4 separate regions of the Mus musculus genome follow, and regions 1, 2 and 4 are each linked to region 3. The links are chromatin loops, found by intact Hi-C in ENCODE. Cell type or tissue: heart. All regions are shown on one strand.

What was found. A loop is a pair of places that touch in the nucleus more often than their neighbours do. Peaks named below come from ENCODE experiments on the same cell type or tissue, not always from the same donor. Only the 100,000 strongest peaks of a DNase experiment are listed, where the experiment ranks them.
Region 1: it touches region 3 in a loop (9-fold over the local background); 18 of 42 quality-filtered maps call a loop at or near these places.
Region 2: it touches region 3 in a loop (5-fold over the local background); 23 of 42 quality-filtered maps call a loop at or near these places.
Region 4: a loop joins it to region 3, with 7 times the contacts of the local background. A loop is called at or near these places in 4 of 42 quality-filtered maps.

Annotation. Positions count from the first base shown.
Region 1 is chr7:98,151,714-98,159,713 of GRCm38, forward strand. It overlaps Capn5 (calpain 5), which reads right to left. Exons shown (of 13, transcript NM_007602.4): 3 at 99-230. Among named protein-coding and RNA genes, the nearest start is that of Omp, 10 kb to the left of the region's middle. In heart, CTCF peaks have their summits at 1,826 and 3,987 (motif pointing right); DNase peaks (open chromatin) are centred at 888, 3,998 and 4,388; H3K4me3 peaks cover 537 bases; H3K27ac peaks cover 4,077 bases.
Region 2 is chr7:98,286,035-98,294,034 of GRCm38, forward strand. The region is part of intron 1 of Acer3 (alkaline ceramidase 3); the gene reads right to left. Among named protein-coding and RNA genes, the nearest start is that of Acer3, 20 kb to the right of the region's middle. In heart, a CTCF peak has its summit at 3,731 (motif pointing right); no DNase peak of the experiment used is centred here.
Region 3 is chr7:98,338,302-98,346,301 of GRCm38, forward strand. No RefSeq gene overlaps it. Among named protein-coding and RNA genes, the nearest start is that of Tsku, 19 kb to the right of the region's middle. In heart, CTCF peaks have their summits at 3,286 (motif pointing left) and 6,246; DNase peaks (open chromatin) are centred at 2,666, 3,300 and 6,268; H3K4me3 peaks cover 761 bases; H3K27ac peaks cover 944 bases; H3K27me3 peaks cover 939 bases.
Region 4 is chr7:98,187,837-98,195,836 of GRCm38, forward strand. B3gnt6 (UDP-GlcNAc:betaGal beta-1,3-N-acetylglucosaminyltransferase 6 (core 3 synthase)) reads right to left here. Exons shown (of 2, transcript NM_001081167.1): 2 at 4,579-6,915. The coding sequence starts at 6,915. The coding sequence ends at 5,740. Among named protein-coding and RNA genes, the nearest start is that of B3gnt6, 7.6 kb to the right of the region's middle. In heart, CTCF peaks have their summits at 2,957, 4,214 (motif pointing left) and 5,729; a DNase peak (open chromatin) is centred at 5,885; H3K4me3 peaks cover 1,399 bases; H3K27ac peaks cover 900 bases; H3K27me3 peaks cover 3,800 bases.

The DNA of each region.
Region 1 (8,000 bases), 190 kb before region 3:
CAGGAAGCCACACTCCTCACTGATGCCACACCCGTTGGGTAGTGAGAGCCGTGGGCTATTTGATTAACCCCCCGCACCCTCCTGTCCCCAGGCCTCACCTTCTGCCAGAGTGACTCTCGGGAGGCCAGTGATGAGCAGGCAGCCACAAACCAGCAGTTGCCCACCTGGCCCTGGTGCAGGTCATGGGAGCTGATGCCATCTACGAAGAGCCGGGGATCGTCGCAGATATCCTGCAGAGATGGAGGGGAGTAACATGAGGAACTGAGGGAGCAGGTGCTCCTCCGAGGCAGGAAAAGGACAGCTGGCCCTGTGGAGGCTTACCAGCCCCTCCCCTACAAAAGGCAGGGGTGAGGCCAACTGACCCCTCAATCCAGCTTTCTGAAACTTCTTTCCACTAAGGTGTGCTGAGGAGTGGTGGCCGAGGAAGGACCTCAGAGTGCTGCACCCTGGGCCACCATCTTCTTGCCTTGCGTGGATCTCCCTGTCTGACCACCTGGTCTCCCCAGAGACCAACCACAGTGCAGTCAAGTGACAATCCTCCAAAAGGACTCATGGTGATCACAAAAGGAGGGAAGAGCTTTGGGCGGTGACGGGGTTGCTACTGTATTCTAAGGATGAGGAGTGGAAGCCCAGAGAAGAACAGGGACTTGTCAGAGCACAGGATACCTGGATGCTCGAATGGGCCAGAAATCCTTTGGATTTTTCTACGGAGACCAGAAGGTATGGCTGCAGGGGCATAGGACATGCTGGGACCCAGTCTAGGGCAGCGGCTGGGAGGAGTCTGGCAGCACTCAGGTCCTGCCCTCCCCCCAGTTCCTGGAAGCTTGGCTCACTCTCCAGGGCGGCCCATAAAGGCCCCCAGGGGACGGTTGCGGGGTGGGAAATTTACCGCTTTGGCTTCTGCACTGAGAGACACAAACTGAAATTGTAGCTCTCCGTCTCCCACAAGGCCTGACACCCTGCCGGGCCTGGAGACAGATTCTGGCTGGATCTCTGAGAGAGCAAATAGCCTAAGGGAGTTACATACAGTCACAGAAGCCTCAGAGCCTAATACTTCCATGTGGGCCAGGCTCCTGCAGGGCTGGGTGTGAGGGGTCCCTTCCCTGCCCAGGTTAAGTCTTCCCAGAGCTGTGAGTGTGTCGGCCTTCAGCAGGCCCACCCAAGCCTCCTCTCCATCAGTGCCTAGCTCCCCCAGAGCTGAGTTGAGGAGGTGAGAAGGTGGGGGACCGGGCACACCAAGACACAGCGTTATAACTCAGATATAGTGCTGGCACCATGATCCAAGCCTGCTGGCCCTGAGAACTGAGCACTCTGCCCATTTCACAGATGAGAGGTTGAGTGGATGGATGCCTGTGATAGAGCTGCTCCCTCCGGGCTTGGCAAGATCATCTCCATATTGAAGCAGCTGCGGTGACCCATGAGCTGGGACTATTTGCATTCCCTTGGGCAGGGGCCAGGGGAGGTGTTCACCAGCCTCATGAGCATCAGAGACCCTGAGAGGTCACCCCAGGATCTTCCTGAGGCTCCCCACCCCGAGTCCTGATGTTGTAACTGCTGCTCCCTAAGGAAAGAGTTGACTGGGGATGAGAGTCCTGGGAGCTGCCTATGAATGGCCCCTGCCCCTGTAACTCCAACAAACTCACTGGTTCTGAGTTTGGCTTGGACAAAACCCTTTCTTTGATCTGCCCCTGCTCTCTCTGTCAGGGGTGGATAGAAATGCCTTCATACCTGCCAGAAAAAAGTCACAAAATCAGTGGCATCTAAACAGAAGAGAGAACCACAGACAGATCAGGGTAGAGCATCTGTAGGAACACATTCTGGAGTGACACGCCCCCTAGCTGAGGGCCTTCAGACACTACAACCGAGGCTGAGCTTTCTAGGGCCAGGGAAATTCAGGCTGAGGCACACCCCCAGGAAAAATCCCAGGGTAATAAGCCTCTATGTGATAAGAAATTAAAAAGTTAAAATAGTTTAACCCTTAAATTGATTTTTAATTCTTTTTTTTTTTCGAGACAGGGTTTCTCTGTGTAGCCCTGGCTGTCCTGGAACTCACTCTGTAGACCAGGCTGGCCTCGAACTCAGAAATCCGCCTGCCTTTGCCTCCCGAGTGCTGGGTTTAAAGGCGTGTGCCACCACCGCCCGGCTAATTTTTAATTCTTAATTTTGTTTAATATTTTATTTTAAATTAAGCATTGAAAGTTTTAAATTAAATGATATTAAATTAATGAACTCAGCATCATTCCTTAGCACACCCATGCTATACGGTGAGGGATGGTATCCTTGTTGTATGGGACCCACCACATGGGAACCCCGGGGTCCTCCAAAACAGCTGATGGACTGGCTAAAGACTAATACCGCAGTCACTGAAAGAAGCACACATGGGACGGGTTGTTAAGAAGCTGCGGTGACAGCTGTGTGACCCTGGCTGAGAGTGACAGGACAAGCAGCTGTGGCTGAGTTGTCTGCCCAGAGGAAACCAGCCTGCCTAAAGGACAAAAATGAGCCAAAGTCAAATTTGTGTTTGGAAACTCCTGGAAGGCTTCAAGCCTGAACAACTGCTCAGCAAAGGGGTGAATGTTAGGGAGATGCAGGTGAGCCCAGGGCACCCACTTCTGTAGGGGAAGGGGGTGACTTGGCATGGGAATTCCCTGCAGTAAGGGCTGGGCGGAGCAACCTGAGGCCCCACAATGAGCTGTGGATTCTTTGCTTTCCCGCTGATATACGGAATTTTTGAGTTTTAACAGATGGTGGAGTCACATATACCTTGATTCATAGCAACCTCGGAATATATGGGGGTGGGTGGGAGTAACGAGTGAGTCAGGAAACGGAACCCTGAAGTTGAAAAATATTGATATTAACCTTGTTCTGAGTAGGTTGTAATTAACACCCACTCCAGATTTGGCTTATACATTTCTCTCCTGTAAGAGGGTAGGGGTGGGTGTACTGCGGGGACTCACCCTGCACTGAGATCCGACTTGTAAAGGCAGCCATGTGTGGCTGGGAAAAATGAAGAGACTACTGAGGTGGGAAATCTCAACTCTATCACTTTGTCTAAAGCCCTTTCAGTAGCCAGGTTATGAGGAGCTAAATAAATAAATAAAAAGTCAGATGGCTCATGGAAAATGAGTCTGGGTGACAGAGATCCAAAATAAGGTGGAGTCTTTAATTAACTTAGCATCATTCCTGTGTGGACATGTCTGATGTGCATGTGTGCGGGAGCACATGCGTGCCCTGGTCCTTCCACCTTCACATGGGCCTCAGGGATCAAACTCAGAGGTGGCCCCCATCCTTGCTCTTTAAAAGGAACAACCAGACAAGCAGTGGAATCCCGTCACATTGTATGGCCCAGGAGGTGTTTGTTTGTTCGTTCGTTTGTTTGTTTGTTTGTTTGTTTTACTCTTGATTTTTAATATTCTCTTAACTGATGTTTGTTTGTTTGTTTGTTTTACTCTGATTTTTAATATTCTCTTAACTGATGAGCCCCAGATCAATTTGCGTTTTCCTGAACCGGATGCGGCAGACCTTCAGAGAACCTGCCAACCTCTGTAAAAAGATGTCATTATATTACACTTTCCTTTATGTCTCAGAGATTTGGACACACGTCTGAACACCTCTGTGCTCCTGCATTTGCAGGGTGGAGGATGGGAAACCAGCCCCTCGTGGTGCAAGGACCAGGTACAGCTGCGAAGCACCACACTGGGAGCCCCTCTCTCCTCCCACCCTGAGACCCTCTCCACCACTACAAAGCAGTTTACTTCCTAGTGGCAAAGGCCTGAGTGGTCCTGTGAGCAGCCCATAAACTCACTGGTTCCCCTAGGGTGGCCTAAGGCAGGGCCCTTTCCTTGATCTGTCAGTCCCCCCTCTCTCTCACCCCCCAGGAAAAGCCACACCCCAATGTCTCCAGCACATAATGGGAGCTAGAAGCCCGTTTGGGAGTCACTACGTTTGTTTCTGGGCTCTGCTGTCACACGCAGGCAGCCAGCAGAGGGCAGGAGATCCTAGAAGGCAGAACTCAATTCCTGCCTGCATGCCCTTGCTGAAGATGTGCAAAAACAGGCCATTGCTCATCCTCTCTGTACCAAGTCCTTAAATGCTGGTCCTACAGGGCTATGTGTGGCCTCCACAGAAGGAGGTGCGGGACTCTGCAGGGGGAAAAAAGTGGGATGCTGTAATCTCGATATGGTGTTTGGGACACATCTGCCCAGAAAACAAAAAACCAGAATGACAGGGCCAGGATGAGCAATTCCCCCAAGGACAGTAGCTGAGAAGACTTCTAGCTGGGGAGCCAGGGCAAGCTGCATGGTGGATCCTCCAAGGCACTGGTCTGTGTCCTGCTATCTTTGATCAGAAGAAACCCAGTCAGGGAGCCTGCTTCTTGTCCCCATGGCCACTCTCAGGAAGCTCAGGCCGGAAGCTGAGCTCCAGCAGCCCTGCTTCCTCCTAATCTTATCTTCCAGCCAACTGCACCCGCTTGGCTTTTCAGCCTGAGAGAGGGGTGTCTCTGCAGTGCCTCACTCCCCCACCCTTCCCCCCCCCCCCCCCCCGCAAAAGAAGGAAGGATGGGGGAGGGGCTTCACAGCCAGGGCACCCGCTGTCTCTAGGGCTACAGAGGGAGATGACATCAAGGCACTTGTCTACCTCAGGACCTCCCAATCAGTGTCCCGTGACTGACAGGACCCCTGCTCCAGATGAGGCAGAGATGCCCAAGGTCAGGCACAACTGAATGAGCAGACAGGGCAGAGGAGGTTGGCTGGGCTCCCAGCCTGGGCTCTCCCTGCCACTACACAGCTGTACCAGCCTGGCTCTGGGTCCCAGAACACCCTTCTGCCATGCCCACCCCGGCCTTGGAAAGAAGTCTGGGAGAGATGGGATTCCAGAATCCAGCTTCTATGCCACACTGAGCACTCTGCTTGCATCTGAAGCCTCACAGGGTGGTCAGCTCTAACCTAGGACACATCCCGACTTTGATGGCACCTGGGATTTGTCCGCTACCTTGAGTTACCTCTGAGAAAACATCACAAAAACAGCTCTAAGAACTGATCCCTGCGGGGGCAGGAGGACCCTGCCTGAGGACAGGGTTCTACTGGTAGCTCTGTCACAGACAAGGACAACAAGGGACAGAGGAACAAGGCCACTTGTGCAGGGCCACAGAGCAGGATGAACCAAGATTCAAATGTGGCGGTCTGCTCTACGGCCTCTGTCTAGGTGTGCTGGGTCCTAGGAATGATGAAATATCACCCTTCCTTGCGTGTCCACAGGACCAAGGAGGGCAAGATGTCTAAGCCCTGTCCACCGCTCTAAGCCAAGGATTCTCAGGACCAGAGTTTACCTTTCCTGAATCACTGGCTGACCACAGTGAGCTAGGGACAGGCCCCACTACAGGCAGGCTGCTGGAAAGAGCAGGCAAGGCCTGAGCCTCCAGGAGAATGGAGTTGTGACAGCATGAGACCCATGAGACCAGAGAGGCTGTCAGGAAGGTGGCATCTTCAGAGCTGAAGTGGGGAAGGCAGTGGGCAGGAGCTTGGGACAAGGACCCTCAAGTGCCCTGAAGATGAAATCAGGCTCTAGCCACAGCCAGAAGGAAAACTGCCCTCCCCGCCACACACCCATACACACATACAGTTATACACACATCCTACACACACACATACACACACCCTACACATATATGCACACCCCTATACACATATAATGCCCTATACACTTATATATACACCACACACACCCTACACTTATATACACACACACATACACACACCCTACACTTATACACACACACACATACACACACCCTACACTTATATACACACACACATACACACACCCTACACTTATATACACACACACACACACACATACACACACCCTACACTTATACACACACACACACACATACACACACCCTACACTTATATACACACACACATACACTTATATACAAATACACACATGCACACGAGCACACACACCCTGCCTTGATGCCAGGCTACCCAAGCACCTTCCAGCCCTGCCCACATCGGCTTTCTAATGGCGGCTCTGAAACATTCTTTATTCCAGGAAATCCCTCTGGCTACAGAAGAAAGTCCCTAGAGATAAGGCAGCTCCCAGGAAAGAGCTCCTAGTCTCACCAGTCAGACAACTGACTCATCTGCATATTCAGGTCTCCTGCCAGACAACTCATCTGCATATTCAGATGTCCTGGCTTTTGTTTCTTCTTACTATGAAGTGTAACTCTGCAGGGCGAGCAAGGCCAAATCTGTAAATGAATCTATTTCTTTTGGTCAGCTCCTTCTTCCTGGTTCTGATTGTTTGGTAAATATAAGCTGGACCTGAGACACTGGGCACCTACTCTGCCTGTAGGTCCTAGTGATGGTTTGTGTATGCTTGGCACAGGGAGTGGCACTATTAGAAGGTGTGGCCCTGTGGGAGTAGGTGTGTCACCGTGGGTGTGGGCTTCAAGACCCTCCTCCTAGCTGCCTGGAAGCCAGTCTTCCACTAGCAGCCTTCAGATGAAGATGTAGAACTCTCAGCTCCTTCTGCTGCCATGGATGATAATGGACTGCACCCCTGAACCTGTAAGTCAGCCCCAATTAAACATTGTCCTTATAAGAGTTGCCTTGTCATGGCGTCTGTTCACAGCAGTAAAGCCCCAACTAAGACAGTCCTCTACCTGCCAGTGAGCTCCCTGGGGAGGGAGGTATTTGGCACAGGGAAGCAAGTTGGAGACAGAAGCTACCAATAGAACATGGAGGAATGACAAAGTGCCCTAGACCAGACTGTACAGGGCCTGCTGTGAGCCCTGCACTGAAACACACACACACACACACACACACACACACACACACACACACACACACACACACACGGCTGGGGTACCGCTGCTCCTCTGACCAACACATCTCCAGGTCACTGGCTTCTTCTGAACCTGCAGTCACCTCAGCTGGTTAGACCAGCTGGTCCAGATCTGACCGGGCCTGAGCCACGCCCCTCCTGGCTCGACAAGAAATTCAGGTTTTCAGCTGGTACAGAGCCAGGAACACAACCAGGAAGGTGAGGGTCGTAAGAGCTGTGCTGCTGTGCACACAGCTGCACCTGTGGGGCACACCACCTTCTTTCCCTCTGCCCACTCCTGAACCTACGACCGCAGAGGGAAAGGCCACTGCAGGAACTTTGCCTGGGACATAACAGAAAAATCAAGAAACTGGTGTCTCCTCTGCAATTGCCCCGCCTCCCTCCCTCATCTCCTTCTTCAGGAATCCATCCCTTGTCTCCTCTGTCCCCTCTAATGCCAGGACCTTCCCTGGTGCTCTATGCAGACAGGGACCACCCAAGAGTGTCAGTTTTAGGCAGAGCAGAAGCCTTCCTTCAGCAGGACAAATGGCCAGCACTCGAGAGTAGCAGCTTTTCCCAAATGAGCATAAATCCCTTAGATGGCTGCCTAGTGGGGCACCAGGCTTCCTCAAGGAAAGCTAGGAGTTGCACAACTGACAAATGCTCATAGGGTTCCCACCTACCCTGATGCATTCTATCCAGAGAGCCCAAGCTGATGTCCAGACATAGGGAAGACAGAAAGCGCGGGGTAAGAGGGGGGGCTAGACAGCGATTGCCCTAGCCTGAGAACCAGAAGAGGTTTCTGCCCACATCCCTAGCTCCCCAGAGGTCCCCACCCACATCGCCTCCTCTAACCAGCAGTGAGGGAGGCGGCAGATATTCCCTGTACAGGAAAGAAGGAAGTAAGATGGATACAAAAAGAGAGTGAGACCTGACACCCCTGCAGAGTGAACGACAGGATACCAGGCCAGCTCTGGCTGGCTCCCCATCATGGAGCTGGCAAGAAAGATGCCAGTAGCTTGTTGTGGTAGATTGTTGCTGCTTCCGGGTGTCCGACTCCTCCAGTATCTCAACTTCCAGAAACCTTTCTCTACACGAATTATTCTCCCCCACTTAAAGATGAGCAACTGTGGCCCAGAGAAGGGGACACTTTGTTCAGGACTACATGT
Region 2 (8,000 bases), 52 kb before region 3:
AGTAGGTCATGTAACCAGCTCATATTCTTATAAAACAAAAAGTGTCTACATCTTATGCTGTTTCCTCATTTATAATAAATATATTCACCACCACTGATACTCTCTTTCTGAAGCAATTCTCTAAGTGGATAAATGTACGAGAGGATTCATTTAGTAAAGACAATGAAGATCAAAAGAAAAAAATGACTTGTCTATGGTTGTTCAGCTAATGAAAATGCAGGTGTAGATTCAATTCTAAGACTGTGTTTATTAATTGTACTATACTGCTTCCAAATCTGAAATAATTACATACATGATATCGCCACTATAACTCTTGTGGGTTTAAGGTAACACATTCTATGATAATGAGTCTATGTATATTTATAAATTAAAAGGTAGTTTTTAATGACAATATATAATGGTGCTAAGAGACTATCTTTCTTCATCCCTTCACTCTATAATTTATGAGCACAGGGTTTAGGCATTGCACTGAGTAATGTTTTTAGTAAAACAGACATTTTTTAGAATAAAATAAATAACTTTCAGTTCCTAAGCAAAAAGGAAGATAATTTGAATTTCAAAGACAGTGAAGACTTTTTTTACACAGGGTCTCATTATGTAGATCTGGGGTTAGTCTGCAACTTCACAAATATCTACCTGCCTCTGCCTCCAGAGTACAAAACCATATTCTAAATTTATAGTAAACTTGTGGACCATTAACCAACATTTATATGCTACTTTAGCATCTATGGAAGTCATTATTTATCTAAACCAGTAAGATAATTGATAATCCAGTATGACAGCTACAGACAACTAAAGAAAAATTAAGCAACTTTTCTTTTCTTTTTTTTTCCCCCTTCCCTTTCTCCCACTTGCTCTGGCCCCGCTTGCTGCTTGCTCCGACCCCAACTCGCTTTGACCCCTATTCGCTCCAGGCCCAGCACAACTTGTCTTATATAAAATATCTCTTCCAGGTAAGGTGACGCATACCTTTAATCCCAACACTTAAGAGGCAGAAGCAGATGAATCTCTGAATTCAAGACTAGCCAGCCTAGTCTACAGACCAAGATCCAGGATGGCCAGGGCTACACAAAGAAACCCTGTCTCAAAAAACAAACAAAAGAACATCAAGGAAAAGTCAGGATTCACAAACAAGGATATTGATTATAAAATCTCTATTCTTAGGGCTGGAGAGATGGCTCAGTGGTTGTTAAGAAACTGTACTGCTCTTGCAGAGGACCTGAATTTGGTTTCTAATACCATGTCAAGTGGCTAACAACCACCTGTAACTCCAGCTCCAGGGCACACAATGCCCTCTTTTAGTCTCTGGCAAGCACTGCATTCATGTGTACAAACAAATTCATACACATATACATATATTTTTTAATCTTAAGATATCTTTTCTAATTCCATTCTATGAACTATTTTTTCTTATATCATTCTGGATTTTGTGTATGTGTGTATAGTTGTTAATCTAGAAAATAAAAAAAATAAACTCAGTAAGCCTTTACTTACTTTATTTAGAAAACCTATTAATTTAGAATTTTAAAATAAAGTTAAATATTTTAGTAAAGATTGGATTCTCTTCATAATTGATGACTACAAACTTTCATTATAAATGTATTCAAGTAAGTACAATTACCATTCTACTAATAGTCAATATATTTCAAACATTTTTCAAGTTATGTAACAAATGAAATAATTCTTTTAGTCAGCTTCCTTGTAAATATGAATAACAAAACCAAAAAATTATATTTAGATATAGTTATACAGAAAATAAGCTGTGAAATTCCTTTGAAAATGTGTAACTGGTTGTTTATGTGTAGCAAAGTTTCAGTCTTCAACAGTATAAGCAGCTAAGTATTAATTTTAAAAGAGTACTAGGTAAAAATATAGGATTATGAATTTACTTAACTAAGTCCTTAAAAGGTATTTAATTTAAATCTGATTCCTAAGTACTAGAGAAAAAAAAACTGAAAAATATACACGTAAGTTTTGTTTTGTTTTTTTAATTCTCAAATCTCTCAAATAAACTAAACTACTTCTATCAGAATTTCTGGACCAACTTTCACTGGAACAAGACATTTTTCCCCCTAAGGTATGCATTTATTGCCCAAGTGTCAGCTTAAGGTCTGGGACAACTGCTTGACAGAAAACCACAGACAACAGAATGGATCGGCCAAGTTGAGTGAGACATGGCACCAAACAGAGGTTTTTCTGTGATCCAAGTAGAGCAACAGTATCAAACACACATAATAAGTTACGATCTAAATACTGAATTTCACATTTTGCTTGAAATAAATAGAATTTAAAAAAAACAGATTAAAACAAAAGAAACAGAAACAATCTTTTATATTTTTGGAATCACAACAGTAACTGACTTATATGACATCATTAGATATAAAATGCCATCTGTAGGTTGGGTGTTATTATCCTTATTTTACTTACCAGAGAACTTGATCCCCATAGAAAGTATATAAATTGCTCTGTGTAGTATAGCTGTTAGAATGAAATATGTGGACTTAACCTCATGTCAAAGACAAATTATGTTCTTCCTATCCCACCGGATGAAAAACAAAGGAAATGAAATACAGAAGATTCAAAATAACAAGTGTTACTCTGTACTAATAATTGTTAAGGGCAAGCAAACTATATGTATATATAAACCTGAACTTACCTATACTTCTAAAATGTATTTACTTATATGCCTTATAATTTTAAAAAATTATACTGTTAAAGAATTCGTCACTGCTATAAAGAATCATTTGTTGAAGCTGGAGAAATGGTACAGAGGTTAAGAGTACTTGTTGCTCTTGAAGAAGACTCAGATTTGGTTCCCAACACCTACATGGTGGTTTACAACAATTTGTAACTCCAATTGCAGAGGATCTGATGCCTTCTTTGACCTCCATGGGCATCAAGCACACAGTGTACACAGACATACATGCAGGCAAAACACTCACACACAAAACAAAATTAATCTATTTTTTAAAAAGCAAACAAATCATTCCCCCTTTTGCTTTATATCCTTTTTTACATTTTTAAAGTTTACACCTCAGTATATAAGTGGGAGAAAAAATATATAATACTGCTGAGCAACATACATAAACTAAACAAAAGAATCAACCAAACAGGGGCAGGAGTGATGGCTCAGCTGTTAAGAACACAGGCTGCTCTTCCAGAAGACCTAATTTTGATTCCCAGCACCCACAGTGGGTAGCTCAACACTGCCTGTAACTCCAGCTCCAGAGGATCCAACACTTCCTGGTCTTCACCAGCACCAGCAGTCATGTGGTATACATTCAAACTCTCACACACACACACATAAAAAATATATTTGGAAAAGGGGGTATCAACAAAAAGGTAAGTGAAGAATTAATAAAAGATGAAAAAATTAAAATATAAGTGAGCATTTTATAATGCTTAAAGAAATAAAAGGTAAAACAAAAAACAAGCACAAAAGAAAAAGATTATTACCAACACTGAGACAAACTTGGAATTATTTAATTCTCTAGAAGTGAAAACTTTTTTAATCTTATCACCAAAAAAGATCTCCATCAGATGGTTTCAGTGTTTTGTTTTTTACTTATTTATTTATTTATTTATTTACATTTCAAATGTTATCTCCCTTCCCTGTTCCCCCTCCAATGAGCCCCCCACCCCTCTACCCTTGGCCTCTAAGAGGGTGCTTCCTTATAATAAAATCTTAATTATTTTTATGTATGTGAATGCTCTGCTGCATGTACACGTGCACGCCAAAAGAGGGCATCAGATCCCTTTATAGATGGTCATGAGCCACCATGTGGTTGCTGGGAATTGAACTCAGGAAGAGCCGCCAGTGCTCTTAACCACTCAGCCATCTCTCCAAACCCAAAAAGATTTTTCAAAACCTAAAATAATTTTAAATTTAGAAAAAAAGTCAAAATAAGTCTGAATTAATCAAGTAGAGGAGAGGGAGTGGCAGGATAAAGCAGGAGATACCAATAGAAAGAACCATTTAAACAAGTACACAAAACAATGAAGCTATGCTCTGTTTAAGAAAGTAACAGCAAAGAACCCAGATGCCCCTCAACAGAGGAATGGATACAGAAAATGTGGTACATTTACACAATGGAGTACTACTCAGCTATTAAAAGGAATGAATTTATGAAATTCCTAGGCAAGTGGATGGACCTGGAGGGCATCATCCTGAGTGAGGTAACACAATCACAAAGGAACTCACACAATATGTACTCACTGATAAGTGGATATTAGCCCAAAAACTTAGGATACCCAAGATATAAGATACAATTTGTTAAACGCATCAAACTCAAGAAGAACGAAGACCAAAGTGTGGACACTGTGCCCCTTCTTAGAATTGGGAACAAAACACCCATGGAAAGAGTTACAGAGATAAAGTTTAGAGCTGTGAAGAAAGGATGGACCATCTAAAGACTGCCATATCCAGGGATCCATCCCATAATCAGCGTCCAAACGCTGACACCATTGCATACACTAGCAAGATTTTGCTGAAAGGACCCAGATATAGCTGTCTCTTGTGAGACTATGCCGGGGCCTAGCAAACACAGAAGTGGATGCTCACAGTCAGCTATTGGATGGATCACAGGGCCCCCAATGGAGGAGCTAGAGAAAGAACCCAAGGAGCTAAAGGGATCTGCAACCCTATAGGTGGAACAACAATATGAACTAACCAGTACCCCGGAGCTCTTGACTCTAGCTGCATATGTATCAAAAGATGGCCTAGGCGGCCATCACTGGAAAGAGAGGCCCATTGGACTTGCAAACTTTATATGCCCCAGTACATGGGAACGCCAGGGCCAAAAAGTGGGAGTGGGTGGGTAGGGGAGTGGGGGGGGAAAGTATTGGGGACTTTTGGAAATGTAAATGAGGAAAATACCTAATAAAAAAATTAATAAAAAAAAGAAAGAAAAAGAAAGTGACAGCAGCATCACATAGAGTACAAGTGTTTACAGAACTGAGATCACATTAGAAGGAAGCAAAGGCAGATTATAAAGTGTTCCTATGTCATACCTCTCAACACTATACTCCTATTAGGCCAATACTGCTTAATGGTTATTTTTTTAAGCTCAGGAATAATTTCATTAAGGTTTAAAGGAAAAGCCCTCAGAGTAGGCAACCTGTAAACCTCAGAAGCTGTCTGGAGGAAAAGATTGAAGGTGAGAAGGAAAATAAAGCCATGCAGTTTAAGTTGGCATGAAGGTCAAACACATGACAGAAAGGATAGCTTTATAGAGTAAGGAAGCCCAAATTGGTGGGGAAGCTCAGAGCATGTTTGGAAAAAAGACAGAAAGAAGAAAAGAAAAAAAACTATGCTTTTCTGAATAATTTAGAAAAATCAGCAGACTTACAAAGCTATATGGCTGAAATCCAGTAAACTACTACCTAAATGGCTTTCTTATCTCAAATATCTATTCACTTATTTACATTCAATAAAACTGCTAGTTTTAAAATATATAAATTCTTGGTTAAGAGAAAATAGCTATCAGCAATATTTGAAAGACAGCCCAAAAATCCTTGCACTACAAATATGCAAACATGTTGGAAATTTTCAATAAATATATTCTTTGTTTTGTTTTTGTTCCCAAGACAAGGTATTGCTATATAGACCTGGTTAAAGTAGTCTATATAGCCCTGGCTAATGACTTATGTAGACCAGGCTGTTTTCAAACTCACAGAGGCCAGTCTGCCTGCTCCTGCCTCCCCAATGCTGGAATTAAAGGTATGTGCTATCACTGGGCTTAATGAATATATTCTTAAACAATATTAAAACTCAAGATACTTCTGAGGAATGTGACACCAAAGGAAATTAAAAACCAATATGGTAACCAGGTTAAAATTGCCCCAAGAGAGCAAGGGGAAGGGCATGATTTGCCTGTTTGGGTACCACAGAAGGGTGAGATGCAATGTTCATAGTAGAATAAGACTGAGGCCTTGGATCGTTTCAGGAATTAGCACTAGGTCTGGGATTATCTGATATCCTTAAGGAACTACCTATTCACATCTATATGAAATTTAAAAAGAAAAGAGAGGGAGAGAGGGAGAGAGAGGGGTAGAGAGGGAGAGAGGGAGGGAGGGAGGGAGGGAGGGAGGGAGGGAGGGAGGGTGAATGCCCATAACACATGTGTGGAGGCCAGAGGACAACTGGAGTCAGATCTCTCTTCCCACATTTATGTAGGTCTAGGAGATTGAACTGAGGTAGCCGGGCTTGTGCAGGAAGACTTGTACCTGAGCCATTTTACAAGTCCCTTAAAAGATTGTCTTTGTTCATTTGTTTTGTATCGGTTTGTTGTTGTTGTTGTTTTGTTTTGTTTTGTTTTGTTTTGTAACTTATTAGTGTAAACTTTTTGGATGACACATCTAATACTAGCAAAGGGCTGAACATGCCTGTGAGAGCAACCCCTAAAGCAATAGTAAAGAGAGATAACAGAGCAGCTACTAGACCAGCTAAAATGCCAGATAAACACATAGCTAAATTAATTCAAAAGACAACAGGAAAATAATGAGAAAAGGCAAAGGACAAATGCAGAAGACAGTAAAAAAGATAATAACCAAATCCTACTAACATTACCTATAAACAGACAATGTATGCCAATGAAAAGACGGATTTAAACCAGGTATGGGGGCTCATGCTTATAATCCCAGTATACAGAAGGCTGAGACAAGAGCATCCTGAGTTCAAAGCCATCCTGGACTATAAAGAAAGATGTTTATATCATAAACCAAAAATTAAAATAAGAAGAAATTGTTAAACTAACAAAAAATGAACATAAAGAGTAAACTGTAAATCCTATAGAAGTGCTTTACATGTATAAATTTACAGATAGATTAAAAATTAAAAGGAAGGAGAGAAGAGCAATGCCAACATAAACTTTGAAAAAGCTAGGTGATTACACTAGCATCAAAGAAAGCAGACTTCAGGTCTTAGTGATTACCAGAGGAAAGAGATGACATGTCATAGAGGTAAAGAGTTAATAATTCAAGCTTATCAATGTGTATAGAGTCAGCGATAATACCACAATTTTACTATTTCTAATTCTGGAGTTCTTCTTTGCTCTTCTAATCTACTCAGTCACCACTGTTAAAAGCAGACTGTTGTGAGAAATTAGAGAACATACCTAAGAGCTAACAGTTCACCTCTAGGATGAGTCAACAATTGTTGCCAGCCCCCCAAATAAATTATTTCAACTTTAAGCTACTTACACACTTTCAGTGAGTAAAATAGCTCTTTTGATTATTATGCATATATTATAGAGATCACTAAAAGGATGCTTGTAAAATTCTAGAAAGATAAAACAGCTTATGAAAGTACTAAACTTTGTTCTTATTTTTTAGTCTCAACTTCTAAGTCTTAAAAGTCATGGTATAATTTGGCATAACAAGTTTACACAATAAGAAAATTAAATTTCAAACTAAACTTCAAACACTATTTTCAGTTACTTATTGCCAAATAAACCAAACTTCAAATTTTCAAAAGATAATTAATTATTATCTCTCATAGAACAATATGAACAATGAAAGAGACACAGATGTATAACATATATGTGAATACCAATTCTGAAAAGAGTAGTGTGAACAAGTGGAAAAGATTGAATACCTAAGAATAAATAAACTAGATAAATGATAGGTGAGTATATGCTCACCAGAATGATTAAAATGAAATTAGCTGAAGCAAAGCACTGACAATGCTGTGGACCAGATGATGTATTCTAAATCAGGCATGGAGGCACATGACTGTATTCCCAGGGGCCAGGAAGGCCAGCAGATGCTGTCTTAAAAAGAAAGTCTGGTAGTTTCTAATACAAGAAAAATATAGATTTACTTTATGTCCTAAATATTCCAATTAAAAGTATTTAGCTATGAAAAAATAAAAAGAAGCATCTATTAGGCAGGTGTGGTGACACAGCTGCACCCCAGCACTTAGAGGCTAAGGAAGGAAGACTGCCACAATTTCAAGTCAGTGAGGGCTAAACAGAAGTTCAGCAAGGGATACATAGCAAGAC
Region 3 (8,000 bases):
CCATGTGCATGTGTGGAGGCCAGAGGACAGCTCTCAGGAGGTGGCTCTTCCCAGTCACCACTTCAGGTCATCAGGCCATCTCAGGCCCAAGGGAAGCGTTTTGGAAGTGGAACTACTGTTGTCGTTTAACTTCCGGTTATGGAACTGCTCTTTAGCAGAGCTGCACTGGTTTGTCCTCTTGCTGTCTGGACCTGGAACAGCCTCCTCTCACCTCCAGTTAGGGAGGACTTCCTAAAAGTCCAGGGAAAACACTGCTGTTGGGATGTCCAGTGTGAGACCTTGTGTTTCTTTACTGGGAACAAGTGTCATAGGCCGCTGCAGGGGAATCCTGATTCCCAGCAACCCTCTGAGACCCCATCTCCTTCCCCCTTCCCCATCTTCCCACGTACCACACCAGAAGGATAATTTCAGGGACCAGACTTCTGCTCTCTCCTCTCTCTTGGTGTGTGGGTCATGACCTTTTGGGGGGTCAAATGATCCTTTCACAGAGGCCATCTAAGACCATCAGAAACCACAGATATTTACACCATGAAAGTGACAAAATTACAGTTATGAAGTAACAATGAAGGTAATTTTATGGTTGGGGGCTCACCATAACATGAGGAACTATATTAAAGGGTCACAGCATTAGGAAGGTGGATACCACTGCCCTAGATCATCTTAGCTCCCCCTCAGACTGTGGGTGGCCTCATCCATAGGGAGCCAACAGTGCTAACAATGTTGCTTCTTCACAAGGCTTTTGGGAAAATCAAAACCTACTATAGAAGTGCAATTACTTTGCAGTAGGCATGCCAACACCACACGTTTGTTTTCTCTTATAAATGGAAGTAAGATTTAAAATGACGTGTGTGTGTGTGTGTGTGTGTGTGTGTGTGTGTGTGTTTATATACATGTATCTATATAAGTACAGGTCATAAAACCAGAAAGGGGTCATGAGAGAAGAGGAAGGGCTCTGAAGGGAGATGGGAAGTTGGGAGGGTAATGGAAAGTCTTAAGAAAGCAGAAGAAGGACTAACTTGGAGAAGGAAGGAAATCAGTTAGAGGGCAGGGGAAGAACTTGGGTGGGTAGTGGGGGAGGGGAGACAAGAACAAAGTGCGATGGCAGGTATGTATGAAGATGCTGCAACCAAACACACTGCCTTTTGTGCTCACCTAAAACATTAATAGGAAAGAAGATAAAGACAAACAGGAAGGAAGGAAGGAAGGAAGGAAGGAAGGAAGGAAGGGAGGGAGGGAGGAAGGGAGGAAGGAAGGAAGGAAATGAAACAAAATGAAACAGGGCCAGATATAGCAACCCACACTTTTAATCCCAGCTCTTGGAAGGTAAACATTGAATCTCTGTGAGTTCAAGGCCAGGCTAGTCTACATAGTGAGTTCCAGGCTAACTAGGACTACACAGAGACAGGTTCAAAAGAAAGAAGGTAGCTGGGCGGTGGTGGCACATGCCTTTAATCCCAGCACTTGGGAGGCAGAGGCAGGAGGATTTCTGAGTTCGAGGCCAGCCTGGTCTACAAAGTGAGTTCCAGGACATCCAGGGCTACACAGAGAAACCCTGTCTCAAAAAACAAAAAAGAAAGAAAGAAAGAAAGAAAGAAAGAAAGAAAGAAAGAAAGAAAGAAAGAAAGAAAGAAAGAAAGAAAGGAAGGAAGGAAGGTGAGGAGGGGTGTGCAGGGGTGGGGGGGAGAGAAAGGGGGCATGGAGGAAGGGAGGGGGCAGAGAGGAAGGGGGGCAGAGATGAAGGAAAGGAAAATAGCAAGAGAAGTAACAAGCACACTGCTTACCAGGGTCCCTTTTAATTCGTTTTCCTTGCTCAGTTTCTTCCCGAATTTTGGAGATGTGGTGTTTGTTTCATTAGTGCCCCTAATTGTCAACACCCAACCCTAGTGAGTCAGGATAGGGAATGGCTGTGTGTGTAGGGGACACAGGGGACAGACAGTCAAAAGAACTTAAGTGCCAGGGTCTCACCAATGCTCCTTATGGAGATGCTCCCAGAGTTGAAGGAGCAGTAGAGCCTATGCTGAGGGCAGTACCTGGTTACCTTGGTAACGCTTTGCAAAGGGTCTCTGGGTTTGATGTTAAGCTTGTATCAGTGCCTGGGCAGCTTACTCTCTGGTTTCCATCCTTTGCTTTGAGTCAAGTCTTTAAACAACCCTCTACGGGTGGCAGACAGCAATGCTCTTTAAGCCCAGATTTTATCACTAATCAGTTATGGGACCTGGCCAAACTGTTTTCTCCCTCTGCTCCGTTTCTTATCTCTCTGATAAAGCAAGAAGGAAGCCATCGCAGGGCTGGATTCATCAGACTCCTTTTTGTTGATAGGGATTTTGTTGTTTGTTCCTTCGCTTGCTTTTTGCTCTTTGTTTTGTTTTGTTTTGTTTTGTTTTGTTTTGTTTTGTTTTTTAACTCCAGAAACAGTTCAAACCCTTTACATTCATTCTCATTGACATCTTTACCACCGAGCTGCCATCGTCACAGTTGATGGTAATGACTTCCTCTCTGGCAGCTCTGGCCAGTTCTGTACTCACACAGCAGTGATCTTTGTGTGTCCAGGCCATCCTTCAGATGGCTGAGCTGCTGCCTCTGCAGTGGGGGTGGGGTGGGATGCACACCCCCACAGTGTAGCCTCCCGGGCAGCCGAGGCCTCTGTCCTTGCCCTGTTGGCTTTACACTGCACACCTGCCCACTGTCCCTTTCTCACGGGCGAGGCATCTGAGTTTCCCCTGGGAAGTGTCCCTGCAGGCCTCGCTTGGCCTCCATTCAGACCTCAGCTCAGAGGTAAGAGCGCGGAGACCCGATTCTCTCCTATGAACACTGATCTATTGCTTCTGTACCTTGTGGCAGTATGTAGTGTGGTCTTGTTTAACATGTCCAGTGTGTGTGGGCTGTCCCTTCCCAACTAGGTGCCAACATCTCGAACATCAGAGACTTTAGTCGCTGATCTTTCCTCAGTACCTATCCCTGGGTTTGGACATAGGAAACTCTAAAACAAAATAACAGAACAAAACAAAAACCCTATTTATTAGGGAACCTGGATTAATATTTTTCAATTCTATGAAACAGAGAGCAGGAAAGTTCTTGTAGCAGAGGGGACTATGTGAAGAGAATGGAGTTCCTGGTAACCGTGAAAAATTCTGGTCATCAGATACGTGCTTCTGAATTTGCCCTCTGCTCCGGACCTGTAGCATCCTCCAACTCACTTGTTGCTTCTGTCAGTAGGAGTCCAGGAAGGAAGCAGGAAATAGAAGCCCAGGAGCTTCCACCAGAGTAGGAATCCCAGCGCCACCTGCCGGGCATTAACTCCATGACAAGCTTAGCCGGAAGCTCTTAGTTCCGCCCCGTCAGACCCTCGGAACTGAAGTCCGGGGCCTGACTACGCAGTCACTTTGCTTTCTTGTGTTGCTGGCCTGGGGCTCCTTCATGGGAGGCTATGGGTCAGGGCTGAGTTTAGCCTATCCCGGGGTGCCCCAAGACGATGTGTAGGGTCTCTGCTAGATGCAAGGCTTTGGAGGCAGATAGGGGAGGCGTCCAAACCCACGGAGAACTGAGCTGAGCCCCCTTTCCCGCCTCCTCACAACCCACCCCTCCTTCTTCCTTAATCCACTTGTCACTCTTAGAATTCTGTCGCCTTTGACTTCGAGTTTTATTTTTCTTGTCATCTCTCACAGGTCCACTAGAGAAAGTGGTTACCCCTCGTGAATTAGCCTCCTGCCGGTCCTTTGGGCCAGCCTGTCAGCTACAACATCATCTTAGCCCCCTCTATCTCTCCTCTCCTCTCCTCTCCTCTCCTCTCCTCTCCTCTCCTCTCCTCTCCTCTCCTCTCCTCTCCTCTCCTCTCCTCTCCTCTCCTCCCTGACACCCCCCTCTCCTCTCTTCTCTTCTCTCATCTTTTTTTCTTTTCTTTTCTTTTCTTTTCTTTCCCTTCCCTTTCCTTTTTCTTTTCTTTTCTTTTCTTTTCTTTTCTTTTCTTTTCTTTTCTTTTCTTTTCTTTTCCATGTCAACACAAATCGTTCTAAGAGGAGAGAAAAGAGGGCAGTTTGGAGGGGGGCTTGTGACATACATCCCTGCCCTGCTTTCAAATGTGTAAGATCCTTTTGTAAACTCCAGTATCAGCTATGCAGTAGAATCCATCTGGATCTGCTTGTTCTAAGACCTGAACCACACCCACCACACCCACCCATGTGAAAGTTTAAAGATTATGTAATCCTAAAGCTAAACTGTGAGACACTTGGGAAAATAAGATGGTTTCCGGGTCTTTCTAGTACTCTGGGATTATCCTTTGCACTTCAGCTGCTCACACCCCCAAGCTGGGGCATAGACCTCCCAGAAGGAGCAAACGTGGGCCTGAGCTCCTCGCTTGGCTAACACGATTGAAATCATGCAGGGGAGGAAGATGTTTCCTGCAGCTTGAGGGAGAGACCCCTCTGAGCCCATGGGGCCATGGATGGGGGCACTTGGGGCACTCTCATCATCAGTAAGAAGGGAGAGCAGAGTGGGCGTAGGTCAAGGGGCTAGAAAACCATAGGGGAAGTTCACTGGGGTCAACTGTCCTAGCCCACCTCCAGACGGTGGGGCACACTTGCTGCCTGAGGCTCTGGCATCTGTCCTGGAGAAAGGGAGAGAAGGAGGGCAGGGCAGGGCCTCCACACCAGAAACAGCAAAATCTGGTTTCTTTCATTTATTTGTACTCATCTTTGTAGGTGTCCATGCTTTGTAGATTTATTCATTTTATGTGTATTTTGCCTACATGAATGTGTCTGTACCACATGCATGTTTGGTGACCACTAAAGTCAGAAGAGGGCATAGCATCATCCAGAAATGGAGTTCTGGGTGGTTGTGAACCACCATAGAGGTGCAAGGAATCCCTGGTCCTTTGCAAAAGCAACACGCGCGCACTAAACCACTGAGCCATCTCTCTGAACCCTCTTTCTTTTATTGTTTAGATTTCTTTTTATTTATGTGTATGTGTGTATGTGCATGTGTAAGGTACCACGAGGGCCAGAAGAAGACATAGGATGCCCTGGAACTGGAGTTATAGGTAGCGGTGAAGCATTTGACTTGGGAGCTGGGGACCAACCTCAGGTCCTCTGTAAGAGCAGGAAGCACTATCAACTATGGAATCATTTCTCCAGCCCTGTGAAAACTGGTTTCTGCCCTGAGCTTGAAATACAACTTGAAGTGTACACCCAGAAAGCTACTTAACTATTGTGATCATAAAAAGATAAAGAGATATTAATATATGATCTAAGGTGGTGTGGTGAGGTGTGGGGGAAGGGGGTGCCTCGGCGGGCCCATGCCAAGGCATCCCTTCCCCCTGAGGGACCAGTCACACGACGGTACAGCACAGAATAGAGTTTATTCAGGGAATGGGGAGGGGAGTTAAGAGAGCAGCAGAGACAGAGAAAGGCAGAGAGGAGAGAGCAGAGAAGCAGAGACCCACCATGGCCACGTGGAGAGAGGGAGGAAGGGAATGCAGAGAGAGGGGGAACAAGAGGGTAGGAGAGAAGCAAGAGGGAAGCAGGAGTAAGAGAGAGAGGAGGGGGCAAGCAGCCCCTTTTATAGTGGACTGGGCTACCTTGCTGTTGCCAGGTAACTGTGGGGGTGGAATCCAGACAGAATACCAACAACTACTCTAGACCTAACCACCAGTAACTGACTTAATTATTAATGCACCAGATATGTATGCCACAATCGGCCTATGTATCAGGCCCAAGTCTGGGGATTAAGGACCCCAGGGCAATGGTTCTCAATCTTCCCAATGCTGCAACCCCTTTAATAGTGTTCCTCATGCTGTGGGGATCCCCAATCATAAATTACTTTGTTGCTATTATTATAAATAGTAATATAAATGTTCATGTTTTTGATGGTTTAGGGTGATCCCTGTGAAAGGATCATTAGAGCCCTAAAGACTCATGACCTGAATCACTGCTTTAGGGATTTAGTAACAGTATATCTGTTACTGTTGCTGTCCTCAGTATATCTGACAAATACACTCCAGGACTATGCATACCTTTAATCAATGGGGAGGCAGAGGCAGGTGGATTTCTGTGAGTTCGAGGCCATCCTGATCTATAGAGTGAATTCCAGGACAGCCAGGGATGCACAAAGAAACCCTGTCTCAACATATAAACAAACAAAAAGCATCTCCCTGCTGGAAGGGGGTGACATGGAAGCTGAAGCAGGGCAGATAGAAACTGATCAGGCTGGAGGTGTGAAGACAGAGAGGCACTCACTCCCCTGCACCCCTCTGCCGCCCCCTAGCCGTCTTCTTTCACACAGCAGCAAAGGGAAGGTCTGTCTAGAGCCACCCCTGAACATACTCAGAACCCAGATCCCTGCCAGATGCCTGTCTGTCTACAACCCCTTCCTCCAGCCTCACAGGTCACTCTCACAGGGTTACAGGGTGTGGGGCAAGCTGAGGGAATTACTATCTGTGTGACAGAGAATATTTAGGGCTCGATCCAAGTGTGACTTTCCTCACATCTGTGGGAAGAACTCTGCCTGGAGCCCCTGGGTTCCCACAGGCTCCCCTACTCTGTTCTCACTCCTCAGAAGTCCCTGGGTATGAGAAAGCCTCCAGGGGAGGGTAAAGACACCCAAACAGAACAGTGAACTTGGGTCAGCCCGGCAGGGAGTGGAGACAGGCAGGGCCGGGCAGGGGCGATGTAATACAAACCTGCAAGTAGAGGTGAGCCTCTGGCTGCATGGGCTCATGGAACACTTTAAACACCAGCCAGGCAGGGCTCTTGAAATAGCAGTATTCCAAGACTACATCTTTTTCATCTCGAATTTTCTTTGTATCTTCAGCCACCCTTTTCCCATGGCTACCTTAACAGGAGGGCAGGAATGTGGCAGCAGGCTGGGGACCTGTGGGGGCTGTCATATGGGTTGAATTCACTATGAATCCTGCTAATTCAGCACGGGTTGAATTGGCCTAGAGTAACCGTCATGTTATCTGCTGTTGATTTGGCAGCGGGGCAGGGCTCAGCTGATTGACTGGTCTGCTTTGGCCGGCATTAGTATGAGTGGAGTCAGCTAGGGTCTTCAACTTGCTGGGAGAGAGACTGAAGCTTCTCTTTCTCTTCATGTAGTCTTGGGGGCTTTCTACATGCTCTCGGTAGACTTTGTACAAGGCACATCAGAGCTCCCATGGCAGCAAACCAGATCCTCTTAAGACTTAGGCCTTATGCTGAGGGGGGAAATATATATGTGTGTATGTCTATCCGTGGTGAAGAGTTTGCCTGGAAGATGTAAGACTCTAGGTTCAATTCCCTTGTACCACAAAAATTAAAAGTTTAAAATAAATAAGGAAATAAAACAAGATAGGTTTAACATGGGCCGCCTTCTACATTATCCTGTATTTAAAGTACATCTTCCAGTTCTGGGTGTGGTATTATATGCCTATACTCCCAGCACTCGGGAGCCTGAAGTGAACTCCAGGCTAGAATGAGTAAGTTATACGGTGAGACCCTATTTCAAACAACAAACCATGGGCTGTCAAAATGGCTCAGAGGGTAAAGGTGCTTGTCTCCAAGTTTGCCAGCCTGAGCACCATCCTCGGGAACCATGTGTGAATGGAGAGAATGAACTCTTGCAAAGTGTCCTCTGGTGTGTGTGCATCCATATAAGCATATATTAAAAATGTAAACTTTGAAAAAAAGATGAAACAAAATAAAAATCGCATTGTCCTAATCGAAGTCATAGGTTCAGCTGGGATTCAAAGTGGGTGTGAAGGCCAGGCTGTGAAGACCAGGACACTAGTCTGATGAGGACATCTCATTGACAGTCAAGAGGCAGTACAGGGAGGGATGTGGTCCTGTCTTTCTGCCACCTTCCTTGTGTGCTTTGCCATCTTGCCTCCTCTGTTCCAGTCTGCACCTTAGAAAGCATTCCTAGGTGACAGCCCTTGGCAGTGTGGCAGGTGCCTCTTTGGCCCCATGAAACAGTGCATGTCCTCCCTGTAGGCTCACCCAGACATCCTGAGCCCTTGCCCATCACAGAGG
Region 4 (8,000 bases), 150 kb before region 3:
GCCTCAGCATGGCAAGCCCATGTCCTCACATGACAACGGACCACAGCCTCAGCATGGCAAGCCCATGTCCTCACATGACAACGGACCACAGCCTCAGCATGGCAAGCCCATGTCCTCACATGACAACGGACCACAGCCACAGTGTCACACACTTGATTTTGATGTTTACTTATCTGTTTTTAATTATTATTTTATGTGTATGGGTGTTTTGCCTACATGTATGTCTGTGAAACGCATGAATGCCTTGTGCCTTTGGAGGCCAGAAGACAGTGTTAGATCCCCTGAAACTGGAGTTATAGATAGTTCTGAGCTAGGTGCTGGGAATTCAACCCAGGTCCTCTGCAAAGAGCAGCCAGTGCTCTTAACTGCTGAGCTGTCTCCCCAACCACCAACACATTCAACCTAAGATCAGTTGTTTAGGTCTGTAGTGCACAAACATATACACAGATGAAACACTTGTACATATAAAATTTAAACATAAAGAAAATACTTTTAAAAATTCTATATGGTGGGGGACAAGTCTGGAGGTCAAAGGCCAACTTACAAGAATTGGTTTTCTCCTTCTGCCATATAGGACCCAGGGACTGAACTGTCATCAGGTTTGGTAGCAAGTCCTTTATATGCTGAGTCAGGGTTTCATGTATATAGTCTACTATAACTTTAAATTTTCCATGTAGCTGAGAGAGGCACTGAACTCTGGCTCTCCTGCTTCCCCGCCCAACAGTTGGGATTACATCTATGCGCTGCCACACCTGCTTGGATTTTATTTGGTTTATTTGGGTTTTTTTTTTTTTTTTGATACATAAATGTTCTGTATGGATGTATACCTGCATGCCCGAAGGGGCATCAGATCTCTTTATAGATAGCCTAAGCCACCACATGGTTGCTGGGAATTGAACTCAGGACTTCTGGAAAAACAGTCAGTGTCTTAACCGCTGAACCATCTCCTCAGCCCCCTTATTTGTTATTTTAAGAGTCCACCTGTGTAGCACTGTCTGACCTTGAACTCTGTCTCCTGCCTCAGCCTCTCAAGTGCTAATATGGCAATTGTGTACCAGGTGTGTACACCACACCCTGGCAGTGATGTTTAACTCCTGAAGAACTCACACACTGCTTCTCAAAGTGCTGAGATAGGCCACACTGGAGTGGGGACTCCTATCCATGTCCCTGTCTTTGGCAGGCAAAAGCGTCCACAGTGTCTCTCTAGTCTGGACTCTGACACTGCTCTGTGTGAGTTGCTCAGTACTAGAATCAAGTGGCTTATGGGGTGCCGAGGGTATCCACGTGGGCCTTAATGGCTGACAGTGGATCTGGTGTCACTTGAGGGTTAGGGATAGTAAAGCTTACTCAAAGAGGAAGCCTTTAAGTCCCACAAATGGAAAGCCAAAGACACTGGATAAAGTATTAACTAGTTCACAACACTGGGTCCCTGGGACATAAAGGTGAGCTGGTATCAGGGATCCTGCTCTTTGGAGTCCCAAGCAAACTGGCAACTGTTCCCATCTCTGGGGCAGATGTGTGTGTCAGGGACTTCTATATCCCTCATGAGCTTCCAGAGTCTCCCCTCACATTATGCCCACCTTTTAGGAATTAATTTTACCTTACTTGAAACCCAAGGACACTTCCTCCCACCCATCCTGACAAGGCCCCAAGTCCCTCCCAATCCTGAGGGGTCTTAGACCCCTCCTCTTCTTCCTTCTATAGGTGGGGCTTCCTGGTCACCATCTCCCCCCTATCTCCATCCTTCCTTTTGCTTCAGCTTAGCCCCCTGCCCCAGCAGCCAAGGGCCATGGGAAAATCTCACTCAGTCTTCACTCTGCTTATAAGTCTTGAGGGCAAGAATAAAGAGCAAGGATATTTTGAAAACTGATGTCCTCTGCATCCTTGGGAGCACATCAGCATCTGTGGGAGCACTGAGGTCAATCTGGAAAGATCTCTTTTGCACTGAGGGAAGCTGTTTGTCATTCACAGGTGGGTGGGGTGCAAGCTGGGGGCAGGCAGCCTACAGTAGCCAGGATTAGTTTGAAATGACTGTCGCAGGATGGAGGAGGGGCCTTTCTCTGGAAGACATTGTTAGGATGTTGATTTAATGCTGAAGATTGGCAGTTCCTCAAGCCCTATAGGGCGAAGGGAGGGCCAGTCCAGTAGCAGACACTATAAAGATAACAAACAACCAAACTGCTGTCTGTCTCCTCCTGCCAGCTTCAGGCTGGCCTCTGGCCTCTGCAGCTCTCTGTTCAGGGGGTGAAAAACCAGCAGGTGTTGGGGCTCAGAGCTCAGGAACAGGCAGGAGACGGGGTACTTAGTCCCTGATGCTCTGTAGACCCTTGTGATCTTGAAGAAGTCTCTTCTCTACCTGGACATCAGTCCTCACCCTAGCCGCACCGCACGGATACCACAGCAGTCTGATAGTTCCTGTTTCTGGCGCCAAGAATCCAGTGAATCAGGGATTTAGCTGTTACCTGAAGACATGCTGTCTCTAGACGTTAATTTACATATTTAAAGACATCTTAAATCATATTACTGCTTTTGTCTGTGTCTTCTTGAACTCAGTCCCAAGTACATTGGATTTTATTATACTGACGTTTTACAATGTTTTGTTTTGTTTTGTTTTTGGAGACTTGCTCTGTAACCCAGACTGGCCTAGACTTTAGGCAATCCTCCTGCCTCAGCTTGAGCACTGGGCTTACAAAGCATGAGTTTGGGACCAGTCTGGACAACAGGGCAAGACCCTGTTTCAAAACACTGAAATAAACAAATGAAACCAAAACAAAGGGACATCCACAAAGCAATAGCAAGCTTTTCTTGATGTCTTGATATCGAAACTACATTTATTACATAATTGTTTTGCATCTGGAAAAGGATGTATTTTCTTACTAATTTAATCAATTATCTATCTGTGTGTGAGTCTCTGTGCAGTCTAACAGTTCTCAAGAAGGTATTCTGCCCCCTAAAGGAATGTTTTGGAATATGTAGAGAAAAAAATTTGATATGCCCAAGCTATACTTACTTTAATGTGTTTTTCTTTTGTTTAAATTTTATATGAAATTAAGCAATATATTGATTTTTTTAAAAGTATGATTACATCATGTAAGAACTTTATTCCAAGGGTGAAATCCTTATAGAAAGACCTAGAAAAGCAGCACTTGGAATTCCAGGGCAGGAGATGAGGAATTTGGGGCCATTCTCAGCTAGGAAGCCAATTGTGGGCAAGCCTGGGCCTCGAGAGATCATGTCTTAGATAAATACATATTTTAAAAAGAGGGTGTTAATTTGATTTCGCTGTAAACTTCCGAGGCTTAACAAAATTAAAATTGTGTATGTACCTGAGTGAGTAATGAACATCACATAACCTTAGTGATCCCCCAAACCAGAGGACAGCATTAGATCCAAGAACAGGAATTCTAGATGGTTTTTAAGCCACCATGTAGGTTCTGGGAACTGAACCCTGGTCTTATAGCTGTATAACCTCTTAAGCATGGAACCACCATTCCTGTCCCTTCTAAGACACAACAACCCCCCTCCCCCCCATCCTCACACATTATTTGTGTATAACTGCTGTTTGGATGAATGAACTCAAGTGTCTTTAACTGCTGAGCCATCTTTCCAGCCCTAACTTCTGAAACTTTAAAAATAATTTTGGGGGTTATGGTGGAGCTCATTTATAACCCCAGGAATTGGGAGCCAGTGGCAGAAAAAAAAAATCAGTATTCCAAAGCCTTTCTCAACTCAACATGAACTCCAGGGAAGCCTAGGCTTGTCTTTTTCCTCTCCTTTTGAACAGGGTCTTGTAGTAGTTTTAGCCCAGGCTTAGAACTCGGGGCCCTGCACCTCAGCCTCGGGAGGGCTGGGGTTTTGGCATGTATCACCACACCCTTCTAGGGGATATCATACTTACGTAGGATTTTTTAATCTATCGTCGTGAGTCAAGAACGTCTTTCTTTTTCCAAGTCCTTAGGTTCCTGGGAAGTCAGATTATGTTAGGCTTTTCAAAGGAGTCGGGGCACCCAAGTGTGGCCTTTCCCTGAGGGTACTGGGTGCGGAGTGAGGGCGGGTGATACCAGGTATGATCCGGCTCCCAGCCACTAGTCTAACAAAGCCTGGTGCCCCATGCCTTTCTGGACTCCGCTTGGAATTGGCCACCCGGACACCTCAGCCCAGTTGTCCAGCCTAGCGCCACCAAGGAGAGACGGACCGTGGGTCAGGTGTGCCCCCTGGCGGCACATGGGCCAGAAGGCCAAACCTGAAAGATATGCTTGTTCTTCCAGGTGACTTCAGGTGGTGCTGGGGTTCCCTGGACCCAGTGGCCTTTCCTGTTCTTGGACACTAGAGTAATCCAGCCTCAGAGACGAGTGAGCAGGCCCCAGAGTTACATAGCAGACCTAAATCTGCTGCCTTCTCACCTTCCTAAACACGGAATGCCAGAATCTTAATACCTTTACCCCCAAAATGGAGACAACCTTCTGCCAGGGAACTGAGAACAAGGCATCAAAGCAGGGGATTCGGAATTAATGATGCTCAATTGTCCTCGATAAGCGCTGGCATCAGGACTGATTGTTGAGAAGAAAGCACGTTTGTCATGTGTTCATTTCCTTCATTTATTATCGTTTATCTCACACATTTATGTGTGGCATCATGGAAGACAGAACCAATGGTCCTCCAAAGATGTCCACACCCTGATCTCTGAAACCTGTGACTAAATTAGGTTACATGTGAACGACATGATGATCAATAATATACCTAGTGATCTGGCTTTACAACATGAAGAGATTAGCTGGGCATGGAGACAAATCTACAGTCCACCCTTGGGGAGGTGAAGGCAGGAGGTTCCGGAATTCAGGATGATGCTTGACTACAAAGTTTCAGGGCAGCCTGGGCTACCTGAGTCTGTCTCCACAAACAGACGGGAAGCTAAGTCTGGACTGTCAGGTGGACCCAGGTTTTAACTCCAGGGAAGGAGAGTTGAGGATGGAGGAAAAAGAAGAGTCAGAGAGAGATTTGGCTGTAGGGAAATGTAGCAATTTCTGGTTTTGAAGGTGAAGAACCTCTCCCTCTAGAAGCTAGGGAATGGGGGGGGGTTCTCCCCCATAGAATACTAGGAAAGAAAGCAGTTTTACCAGCATCTTGACATTAACCCGGTGGTGAGACCTGTGTTGTCGGAGAACTACAGGATACGCGGGCTTGTTCCTAGGCTTCGAGAGTTAATGAAGATTTGTTATAGCAGCAACAGGAAACTAATATAATGTTCTCACAGATGGCCACTGTCCACTCAAACGTGCACTTCCTAAAGCACTGGGGAGGCAAGGCTGTAGCTACTGGGACTTCACAGTGCTACAGAAAAATGGCTGTGAAGGTCTTCCCTCTGCTGCCCTTAAGGGCCTTTGCTTTTTACTGACTTCACAAGAGCCCTGGAGCATGGTAGAAGCGAGGCTGCCAGACACCCCTTTAGTTCTGAATGTAAACTGACCTCTGAACAGCGCTGCACTTGAAAGCTGACATTGATCTTGGCCGCCATGCCTCTCTTGCTGCCCACGAAGAATGGAAGATAGAAGACAGATGCCCTGAAAGGCTGCTGTGTGAGGATGAACAGATAGATAGCCCCAGCCCAGAGGCCTTGGAGTCGGCTTAAAACAAGAAAAACGCCACCTACATGTTTGAAGCCACTCTTGAGCAATAGAACCAGAACCCCTGAAGTTGAGGTCAGGAACATGTGTTTCCAGATCCGTCCTCAAGGGGACATCAGTGTGCATCGGGGTTCTGTTCTCCGGCCGTGGGAGATCCTGCAACCTGTTTGTGGCTACAGTGCAGCGCTGGGTTGTGCAGCGCCTTCCACATGAGCAGCATCTCATAAGGCGCGAAGCGGTGCACCAGCAGCAGCTCGCGGTACATGCAGGGATCCAAGGATAAGCGCTGCACATTGGGCAGCTGCACGCCGAAGGGCCGGATGCCCTGGTGGCTGCTGGGCGCCAGGCCGGCCTGCTGCAGACACATGCCCATGTAGGCATCGTCGATGGGGAAGAGCGGGACGTGGTGTGCCGCGCTGCGCAGGTTGCGGACTGTGTAGCGGGACAGAAGGAAGCCGCCGCCGCTGCAGTACGCAGGGTAGGCTACGCCCGGGAAGATCTGTGGGGGCACGAAGTACTTGCTCCCGCTTTCGCGAACAGGCACAGAACCAACCATGAGCTGCCCGGTGAAGAGGTGGTGCTCGGGCGACTGCACCTCTAGGAAGCTCAGTACGTTGGCCGTGTGCACGAAGACGTCGTCGTCGCAGCTGAGCAGGAAGCTCACGCCCGGGCAGTGCTCCGCTGTCCAGTCCAGCAGGTGCAGGTGCTTGAGTGTGAGGTTGAGGAAGGTGTCACTGAAGTCCCACTGCAGCACATCGCCGTACTCGCGCGCCTCCAGGCTCAGCAGATCGGCCAGCTGAGGCTCGCGAGCCGCCTCCTCGGGAGGGGAGGTCCCCACCAGGAAGAGGCGAAGCACCTGCCGGCCGCTGTAGCTGCGCTCCTGGCCCCACGTGCGCCGGATCAGCTCGCGCCGCTCGTAGTGCGCAGGCGACGACTTCACGGCCAGCAGCAAGAAGACGCCGCGGGGGCCCGCGCACTTGGGCGGCGCGTCCCACAGTTGCGGAAAGCGGCGGCAGTGGCGGTAGCGCAGGAAGTCTTGGATCCTAGCAGGCAGCAGCTGGAAGCCAGTCAGGAGGTTCGCGGAGGCGTTGGCCACGCAGGGGGGCACCTGGAAGAGCGGCGAACGCTGTACCACAGCTGCCAAAGACCGGCGAGTGGCCACAGGACCCTTGGCTTTCTCCTGCCTGTGTTCCTGGAGGAACCACTGATTCAGCACCACTAAAGTCACACCCACTAGAAAGAAAGCCAGTGTCGTGGGACTCTTGAACCTGCGGCTGCTGGGCAAAGCCATCTGTGGGGGGTGGGGGGAGGGGAGTCATAGATGAGTCTTTTAAACCAGAGGAATCCTTCCTTATTCCTATCAGGTCTCTCCCAGAATCTGAATTAGGCCTGTAGTCTCTTAGCACATGAGAACGAAGGAAGAGGCAGGAGGATTCAGATTTCAGATCATGCTTTGATACATAGTGAGTTCAAGGCCAAACTGAGACCTTGCTTTAAAAACCAACTAACCAACCAACCATAACCCAACCGACTAACCAACCAAAAATCCCAACAAGACAAAACAAAACAAAACAACAGGGCCTGGTTCCGTTGGTATAATATTATCTAGCATGAAAGAGGTCCTGGTTTGTGTACCCCACACTATATAAACTGGATAGGGTGGCTCAGGCTGCGGCAGGAGAATAAACTGAACTAAAACAGAATAAGGAATGGGGGTGAGGTGGGGTCCAAATTCCTGAGGACAGTGAACGTCTTAGGTCTCCCAAGCTGAGAGTGTGTTCACCTTCACAGCTGTGTGTATCATGGCTAATGGATACCCCTAGATGTTACCCAGGATGACAGACACGTGTTCAGAGTCAGTCCCTGCCTTGCGGCGAGCTTCCGCCCAGCCTTTCTCTGTCCATGGTACCACTATTCCCCCTTTTGCTCAAATAGTATCTCCTCCCCACAATCTGTTGATGTCTGCATTCTACATTTCTCGCTGGTATATCCTTTCCTCTCCATCTCTGTCCAGCTGGATCCAGCACAGGCTGAGAGGACAATAGTATGTAAGCCAAACCCTTTCTTCCCCAAGTTGCTTTTGGTCATGATGTTTCATCACAGCAATGATAACATTGACTAAGACACTTTCCTACAGGAACGGCCAGCGGCCACTCCCTGTTTGAGGCGGTAAGAGTAAACTTTGAACTTTGCTCTCTCACCTGGCCATCTGAAATGCCTCTTCCTGCCCTGGAATTTTGTCCTGTGCCGTTTGCTAACCTGCACTGATCTCACCTGCCTTTATTACCCTTCTTGTGGTACACTTGGAAGAGGTGAAACCCTGAGAAAGCTTCACTGGCAGTCAAAGGAGGGCAGGCAAACTGTCAATCATTCCCC